2 separate regions of the Homo sapiens genome follow, and region 2 is linked to region 1. A link is an interaction called in ENCODE POLR2A ChIA-PET data of the cell type or tissue named here. Cell type or tissue: PC-9. All regions are shown on one strand. Links, peaks and the distances in the headings refer to the core of each region. The heading gives the core; the rest is flanking DNA. Region 1 has its middle 5.4 kb from the start of AFTPH-DT. Region 2 overlaps WDPCP (WD repeat containing planar cell polarity effector).

Region 1 (4,397 bases), core at 221-4,220:
ACTTTTGAAGAGACAAAGTTATCTGTCTTGTAAAATAATCCATATGCTAGATGTGCATGCTTGTTTCCTTATAGTGCCATTTAACTGGTTCCTCCAGTATTTCCTGTAAACTAGAAGCTGAATTTAAAGGCTTATTTAGATTCCAGGATAAATATGTTTGGCAAGAATACTGTGTAGTTCTGTATCTGTGTACTTTACATTGCATCACATCAGGAGGCTCGCTGTGTTCAATTGTCTTTGTCTTTTAGTGGGGGTTGGGGAGGGAGGCAGCAAAGCAAAAATAATACCTGCCAGGCTGGATGAGGCAAAATAGTCTAAGACAGGGTCACAGTGGAACCAAAAGTGTAGTAGAGAGATGTGTTAACCAGCCCCCTAAGATGTTGTCTGCCTCTGAGCCCTTGGCTTTGGGCTGAATCCCTCACCTGAGAGGACAGATGCTCCTCTTGATGGTATTTATGAAGGGAAGCAAAGTGCCCACCCACTCTGATTCTGACTGGGATCTGAGAACAAGACCCTCCTATACCCCAGGGCAAGCTCCCAGCACAGCCTCTGCACAGGTCTCTCCTGCTCAGTTCCGGGTAAGGACTGCTCTGATTTCCTAATAAGAAAAACAACACAATACAGCAACACTTATTTCATGGGCCCTACAGAGCTACAAGAACTTAGAGTCTGGTGCACTCAATATGGGCACAGACTAGAGCACCAGAATTATCGTCTCTGTCTCAGCTCTAGCACACCAGAGGTCCAAAATGTCATCAGGGAGTTCGGCATTGACAATCTCTGGAAAGCCAGTGTGACCGTGTGTTCAGGGGAGCAGCGGCAGACACTTGAGGGACTCAGAATTAGCAGCCCCAGTAGACAGAATTCTCTGAGGCAGTATCAGTGGCAATTGGCAGCTTAAGGGTGTTCTGAAACAAGTTCATTCTCAAACTTGGCACGACTGATATTTTGGGTTGGATAATTCTGCATTTTGGGGGGCTTTCATCTGTAATGTAGGATGTTTAGGGATATTCCTAGCCTCTACCTACTAGATGCCAGTTGTAGCCCCACATCAGTTGTGACAACTAATGGTGTCTCCAGACATAGGTAAATGTCACCAGGTTGGTGGGGAGGGGCTTGTGTCAACATTGCCCCATTTGAGAATCTTTGGTCTGGGGGAAAGGTCAATTTGGTGACAGTAGGGTTTTCCATTAAGAGACTAATACTGGGCTCAATGTAGGAATCTTTTACATACATTAATTCATTTCAGCTGGATAGCAACTCTGTGGGGTGGGAACATTTTCTTGATTTTTGCAGCTGAGGAAAGTTCTCTGCAAGGTTCTATGATGTTGCTAACGTTCATATCTGGGCCGATCCCACTTTGAAGCTGATCCTGTTCATGTACCAAGCTGCCTCTTTCTGACAGCACAATGTCAGCATCCCAGGCCTGGCTGCAATAGAGAAGTGTGGGGGACTGTCTTTTTTTGAGACAGGGTCTCACTGTGTCCCCCAGGCTAGAGTGCAGTGGCTCAGTCACTTCTCACTGCAGCCTCAACCTCCCAGGCCCAAGTGATCCTCTTACTTCAGCCTCCCAAGTAGCTGGGACCACAGGTGTGCGCCAATACACCCGGCTAATTTTTTTTATTATTTGTAGAGATGGGGTCTCCCTGTGTTGCCCAGGCTTGGGACAGTCTTGAAGGAGCATCATCTCAGGGCCAGGAGCAGCTTCTGGGTTCACGGCATTGATCTGGTTGGAGTTCCCAAAGGGCAATGGGAAGTTCCACTGGTGCTCTTCATGGGGCCACTTGAATGAAGACTCGAAGAAGAGATAGCCAGGAGAGTAGCTTTGGAGCTAGGGGTACATGGAACATGTTAAAGACTTTGAAGTGAAAGTGGTGGGCTCCTGAGAAATAACAATGAGAGGATTATCCCTAAATTCTTTATATACAAGATCCTAGCCTCCAAAGACATCTGAGATCATTCAAGACTTGCAGCATGAGAACAGTGCCTGGACAAACCATACTTTACTGGAACAGCTATAGGGTTGAGAGAAGCTCCCTCTGGGACCCCCGCAGAGAGGAAGGGCTGGTTTTTGGGAAGGGGAGGGCCTAATGCATGGGGCCTCAAGGAGCTGGAGAAGTACTCCTCAGCAGAACAATTGGATACACTGGGGCAAACACATATCTGAAATGAAGCATTTCTCAAACTATTCCAGCAGATCTTCCTCTTCTTTGAACTTGTTACTTTTATTGTCAATCCTATGCAGCTTCAGCACTTAATTATTCTCCATTTGATAGAATCAGAAGTTTCAAGGTGACAATTGTTTCAGGTATATCAGTCTTGTCTCCCCAACTAGACTGTTAACTCCTGTTTCTGGGCAGGAACCAAAGCCTGTTTCTTTACAGTCCCTCAGCACAGAAATAGAGGAAGCTGAGTGCATAAAGGTGTTCAGTAAATTGTTAATTAATTTAAAAAGAAAAATTACAAAAATAATAATCAAGGATAGGATCATAAATTGATATTACACCTGTATAACTATAAAACAATTGAAAGACATGATAAATAGCAAAGCCTCAAGAAAGCTATTAAAAATACATTAAATTTTTCAGCTGGGCGTGGTGGCTCATGCTTGTAATCCCAGCACTTTGGGAGGCCAAGGCAAGCGGATCACCTGAGGTCCAGAGTTCAAGACCAGACCGGCCAACATGGTGAAACCTCGTCTGTACTAAAAATACAAAAATTAGCTGGCCAAGGTGGCGCACACCCGTAATTCCAGCTACTAGGGACGCTGAGGCAGGAGAATCGCTTGAACCCAGGAAGTGGAGGTTGCAGTCAGCCAAGATTGCGCCACTGCACTCCAGCCTGGGCAACAAGAGAGAGACTCCATCTCAAAAAACAAACAAACAAACAAACAAACAAACAAAAAAAACAGAAATACATTAAATTTTTTTTTCTAGAACTACCCACGCCACTCATTCAATGGAATGTCATTTACTGAATAAATATGTATCGCCATCAACCATGTACCAGGCCACTTTCTTGAAGTTGGGAATATAGAAATGAATAAAGCAGACAGAAGTCTCTGCCTTCATGCAACTGTTAAAATTGCATGAAAACTATTTCTATTGTATTTCCCTGGATCCTATGACTACACAAATTTAAAGACAGATGTAGGTTTTAAACAAAGGTTCAGCATTGTACAATAGAAATATAATGTGAGCCACATTGTGATTTAAAATTTTCTAGTAGCTAGTTTTAAAAAGTAAAAAGAAACAGGTGAAATTAATTTTAATGTTTTACTTTATATATTTTTGTCATGACTCACTGCAAGGTTTCCACTTCTCTTCACCTTGAAATAAGGGACAAAAGTAGAAATAGAGTTATCACTTCCACAGTGCCCTGAGGCCAATCTCCTTCAAAATAAAGGAGACTTTTCTCCTGAGAGACAAGTTGCTCAGAAAGGTCATGTTTTCTCCAGGTGATCAGGCTGAATTTCACAACATAGCAGGTTGATAGTGGAACCATTATAGCACATAATGAGCCCTTCAAAGCTTTGCTCAGAGCCAAAAGAGAGGCTTGAAGACTAGAATAAAGAAGAAGGTTGGGCTGCAGCTCCCTTCAGGAGAACACTCCATCTATATTGCTCCATATGTGGTAAGCCCATGAGTGGGTACAGGTTCAGTCCTTGGGGCTGTGAAGTGCAAGATCAAGGTGCCAAGAGATTTGGTTGTTTGGTGCGTGCTGTTCTCTGCTTCCAAGATGGCACCTTGTTGTCAAATCCTCCAAAGGGGGTGGAACGCTGGTCCTCATGTAGCAAAAGAATATGTCTAGATAAATCTAGGAAATTAGTTTGAGGTCTTTGATTTAAATGTTACGTATTCAGGTCAATTACCACTACCAGAAGCCCATCCTTCAAAAGTTTTTCGTTGGAAAGTTCTATAAAATTTGTTAGAACTTTATATACAGAATTTGAGCCTTTAAAAAATTTGCTGAAAAAGTTTCAGCACCTTTAGAAATAATGTAGTCAAACAGCAGTTTCTTCCCTACCTCTCCAATTTTATGGATAAAATTAATACTGTCTTAACAGGTTAAGACATATTAAATATTGAAATATTCAATATTTTCCCTGATACATTGAATATGTCCATAAAGTTCTAGATATCCAGTACTCCAGGAAGTACTATAACACCAAATTGTAATTTTTATTATTTATGCAATAAATTTGATAAGCAAATCCAAGAAAGATCAGTGGGAATGATTAAGAAACAAAATCTCTGTTGCTCATCACACTTTGGGAAAGTCGCTCATTATTATTATTATTATTATTATTATTGAGAAGGGGTCTTGCTCTGTCAGCCAGGGTGGAGTGCAGTGGCGCAATCACAACTCACTGCATTCTTGACCTCATGGGCTCAGGT
Region 2 (4,397 bases), core at 309-4,308, 960 kb before region 1:
ATTTTTGGCAAGAATACTGCAGAAATGATGCCATGCTCTTCTAGGTTCATTATATCAGGAGGCACACAATGTCAACTTGTCCCATTATTGGGGTTGGCAACTTATGTCACTTGGTAAATTGGTGTCTACCATGATTTCCCCCAGTTAATAAATATGTTGTACTTGATCACCTGAGGTCAGGAGTTCGAGACCAGCCTGGCCAACGTGGCAAAACCCCATCTCTATTAAAAATACAAAAAATTAGCTGGGTATGATGGCAGGCACCTGTAATCCCAGCTACTTTGGAGGCTGAGGCAGGAGAATCACTTGAACCCAGGAGGCGGAGGTTGCAGTGAGCCAAGATTGCGCCATTGCTCTCCAGCCTGGGTAACAAAGCGAAACTCCGTCTCAAAAAAAAAAAAGATTAATAAATATTTTGTGGGCAGATATTATGAAATTATGCAAGTATCCTCCTCATCAAAATTTCACCTACTACTGAGAAGAACAAAAATGGTGATTGAGTCCTGAACCAACAACTGAGGTATCCAGGTTCTCTCACTGGGACTGACTAGGCAGCTGGTGAGACCCATGGAGACTGAGGAAAAGCAGGGTGGTGTGACAGCCCACCTGGGAGCTACATGGGGGAAAGGAAGCTCCCACCCCTCAGCCAAGAGGGGGTGAGAAATTGTGCTACCCTGCCCAAGAAACCACACTTTTTCCACAGATCTGAGCAGTCCACAAATTAGGAGATCCCCTCATGAGCTCATGCCAGCAGGGCCTTAGTCTAACGCACAGAGATGTGCAGATTCTTTACAGCCACTTGGCTGGAGACTGCCTAAGACTACCAAGTTCCCAGGGAGAGGGGCGGCAGCCATCATTGCAGCTCTGGTCTGCTATTTTTCCCCTGCCAGTGCCAAGGAGACTGGGCAGTTTGGACACGGGAGGAATTCCTCACAGCATAGCACAGTGCCTGTGGCAGATTGTGGCCAGACTGCCTCTTGAGGCCGGACCCTGACCCATCCCTCCTCACTAGCTGGGGGGACCTCCCTGAGGGAATTTCAGCAACTCTAGCCAGGGGTTTATGGGCAGAACTCTGGTCTCCCTGGGACTGTACCCCTGCAGGGAGAGGCAGCCATGATCTCCGTAGATCAGCGGACTTAGTTTTTCCCCTGCTGTCTCTAGAGAATCCAGGCGGTCCAGGCCAGTGGGATTCCCCCCAGTGCAGCACACCCTCTCTGCCAAGGGGCAGCCAGAGTGCTTGGTTAAGTGGGTCCCGGATCCCGTGCCTCCTGACTAGGTGAGACCCCCCCGCAACAGGGGTTGCAGGACACCTTATACAGGAGCATTCCCACTGGATCAGGTCGGTGCCCCTCTGGGATGGAAATCCCAGAGGATGGAGCAGGCAGCCATCTTTGTTGTTCTGCAGCCTCCACTGGTGACATCTCCAGTGTGAGAGGGACCCAGGAAAACAGAGTCTGGAGTGGACCCCCAGCAAGCTGCAGCAGCCCTACAGAAGAGGGGTCTGACTGTTAAAAGAAAAACAAACAGAAAGGAACAACAACAACAACAGCATCAACAAAAAAAGTCCCCAAAAAACCCCATGCAAAGGTCAGCAGCCTCAAAGATTGAAGCTAGACAAACTCACAAAGATGAGAAAGAATCAGTGAAAAAAATGCTGAAAAATAAAAAAGCCAGAGTGCCTCGTCTCCAAATAATCCTCTCCAGCAAGGGCACAGAACTGGATGGAGGCTGAGATGGATGAATTGACAGAAGTAAGCTTCAGAAGGTAAGTAATAACAAACTTCTCTAAGCTAAAGGAGCATGCTCTAATCCACTGCAAAGAAGCTAAGAACCATGAGAAAACATCACAGCAGCTGTTAACCAGAATAACCAGTTTAGAGAGGAACATCAATGACCTGATGGAGCTGAAAAACGTAACATGAGAACTTCACAAATCAACTACAAGTATTAACAGCCAAATAGACCAAGTGAAGGAAAGAATTTCAGAGCTTGAAGACTATCTTGCTGAAATAAGAAAGGCAGACAAGATTAGAGATAAAAGAATGAAAAGGAACGAACAAAACCTCCAAGAACTATGGGGTTATGTAAAAAGTCCGAACCTGCGATTGATTGGGGTACCTGAAAGAGATAAGGAGAATGGAACCAAGTTGGAAAACATACTTCAGGATATAATCCAGGAGAATGTCCCCAAACTAGCAAAGCAGACCAACATTCAAATTTAGCCTCTTTGCATTGGGTTGGAACATGCTCCTTTAGCTCAGTGAAATTTGTTATTACCCACCTTCTGAAGCCTATTTCTGTCAATTCATTCATCTCAGCCTCCATCCAGTTCTGTGCCCTTGCTGAAGAGGTGTTGAAATCTTTCGGAAGAGAAGAGGCACTCTGGCTTTTTTAGTTTTCAGAACACCAGTAAGATACTCCATGAAAAGATCAACCGCAAGACACATAATCATCAGATTTTCCAAGGTCGAAATGAAGGAAAAAATGTTAAGGACAGCCAGAGAGAAAGGCCAGGTCACCTACAAAGGGAAGCCCATCAGACTAACAGCAGACCTCTCAGCAGAAACCCTACAAGCCAGAAGAGATTGGGGGCCAATATTCAACATTCTTACAGAAAAGAATTTCCAACCCAGAATTTCATATCCAGCCAAACTAAGCTTCATAAGTGAAGGGGAAATAAAATCCTTTTTGGATAAGCAAATGCTGAGGGAATTCATCACCACCAGGCCTTCCTTACAAGAGCTCCTAAAGGAAGCACTAAATATGGAAAGGAAAGAACGTTATCAACCACTACAAAAACACACTGAAGTACAAAGACCAATGACACTATGAAGCAACTACAACATGTCTGCAAAATAACTAGCTAGCATCACAATGACAGAATCAAATTCACTCATTTAACCGTAAATGTAAATGGACTAAATGCCCCCAATTAAAAGACACAGAATGACAAGCTAGATAAAGAATCAAGACCCCAACAGTGTGCTGTATTCAAGCGACCCATCTCACGTGCAAAGACACACAAAGGCTCAAAATAAAACGATGAAGGAAAATTTACCAAGCAAATGGAAAGCAAAAAAAGCAGGGGTTGCAATTCTAGTTTCTCACAAAACAGACTTTAAACCAACAAAGACCAAAAAAGACAAAGAAGGGGCATTACATAATGGTAAAGGGTTGAATTCAACAAGAAAAGCTAACTATCCTAAACATATATGCACCCAATACAGGAGCACCCAGATTCACAAAATAAGCTCTTAGAGACCTACAAAGAGACTTAGACTCCCACACAATAACAGCTAGAGACTTTAACACCCCACTGTCAATATTAGACAGAAAATTAACGAGGATATTCAGGACTTGAGCTCAGCTCTGGATCAAGTAGACTTGACAGACATCTATAGAACACTCCACCCAAAAACAACAGAATACACATTCTTCTCGGTGCCACATTCACTTACTCTAAAATCTATCACATAATTGAAAGTAAAACACTCCTCAGCAAATGCAAAAGAAGTGAAATTATAAAAACAGTCTCTCAGACCACAGTGCAATCAAATTAGAACTCAAGATTAAGAAACTCACTCAAAACCATACAACTACATGGAAATTGAACAACCTCCTCCTGAATGACTCCTGGGTAAATAATGAAATTAAGACAGAAATCAAGAAGTTCTTTGAAACCAAAGAGAACAAAGAGAAAACATAACAGAATCTCTGGGGCACAGCTGAAGCAGTGTCATAAGGGAAATTTATAGTACTAAATGCCCACATCAAAAAGCTAGAAAGATCTCAAATCAACACCATAACATCACAACTAAAAGAGCTAGAGAATCAAAGCAGACAAGAAATAACCAAGTTCAGAGCAGAACTGAAGGAGATAAGAGACATAAAAACCTCTTAAAAAAAAAAATCAATGAATCCAGTAGCTGGTTTTTTGAAAATTAACAAAATAGACGGCTAGCTAAACTAATAAAGAAGAAAAGAGGCCAGGCGTGGTGGCTCACGTCTGTAATCCCAGCACTTTGGGAGGGTGAGGCGGGCAGATCTTGAGGTCAGGAGTTTGAGACCAGCCTGGCCAACACAGGGAAACCCCGTCTCTACTAAAAATACAAAAATTAGCTGGGCGTGGTGGTGCGTGCCTGTAATCCCAGCTACTTGGGAGGCTTGAGGCAGGAGAATTGCTTGAACCAGGGTGTCAGAGGTTGCAGTGAGCTGAGACCGCACCACTGCACTCCAGCCTGGCAACAGAGTGAGACTCTGTCTCAAAAAAAAAAAAAAAAAAGAAAAAGAAAAAAGAAAAGAGAGAATAATCAAATAGAATAAAAAATGATAAAGGGGAGCTCACCACTGACCCCACAAAAATACAAACATCGGAGAATACTATAAACACCTCTACG

The links. Peaks named below come from ENCODE experiments on the same cell type or tissue, not always from the same donor. Only the 100,000 strongest peaks of a DNase experiment are listed, where the experiment ranks them.
Region 2: POLR2A ChIA-PET joins it to region 1 with 9 read pairs; 1 of 35 experiments calls an interaction of 5 or more read pairs at or near these places.

The regions. Positions count from the first base shown.
Region 1 is chr2:64,516,569-64,520,965 of GRCh38, forward strand. No RefSeq gene overlaps it. Among named protein-coding and RNA genes, the nearest start is that of AFTPH-DT, 5.4 kb to the right of the region's middle. In PC-9, for the core only: no CTCF peak of the experiment used is centred there; no DNase peak of the experiment used is centred there.
Region 2 is chr2:63,554,264-63,558,660 of GRCh38, forward strand. The region is part of intron 1 of WDPCP (WD repeat containing planar cell polarity effector); the gene reads right to left. Among named protein-coding and RNA genes, the nearest start is that of WDPCP, 32 kb to the right of the region's middle. In PC-9, for the core only: no CTCF peak of the experiment used is centred there; a DNase peak (open chromatin) is centred at 1,868.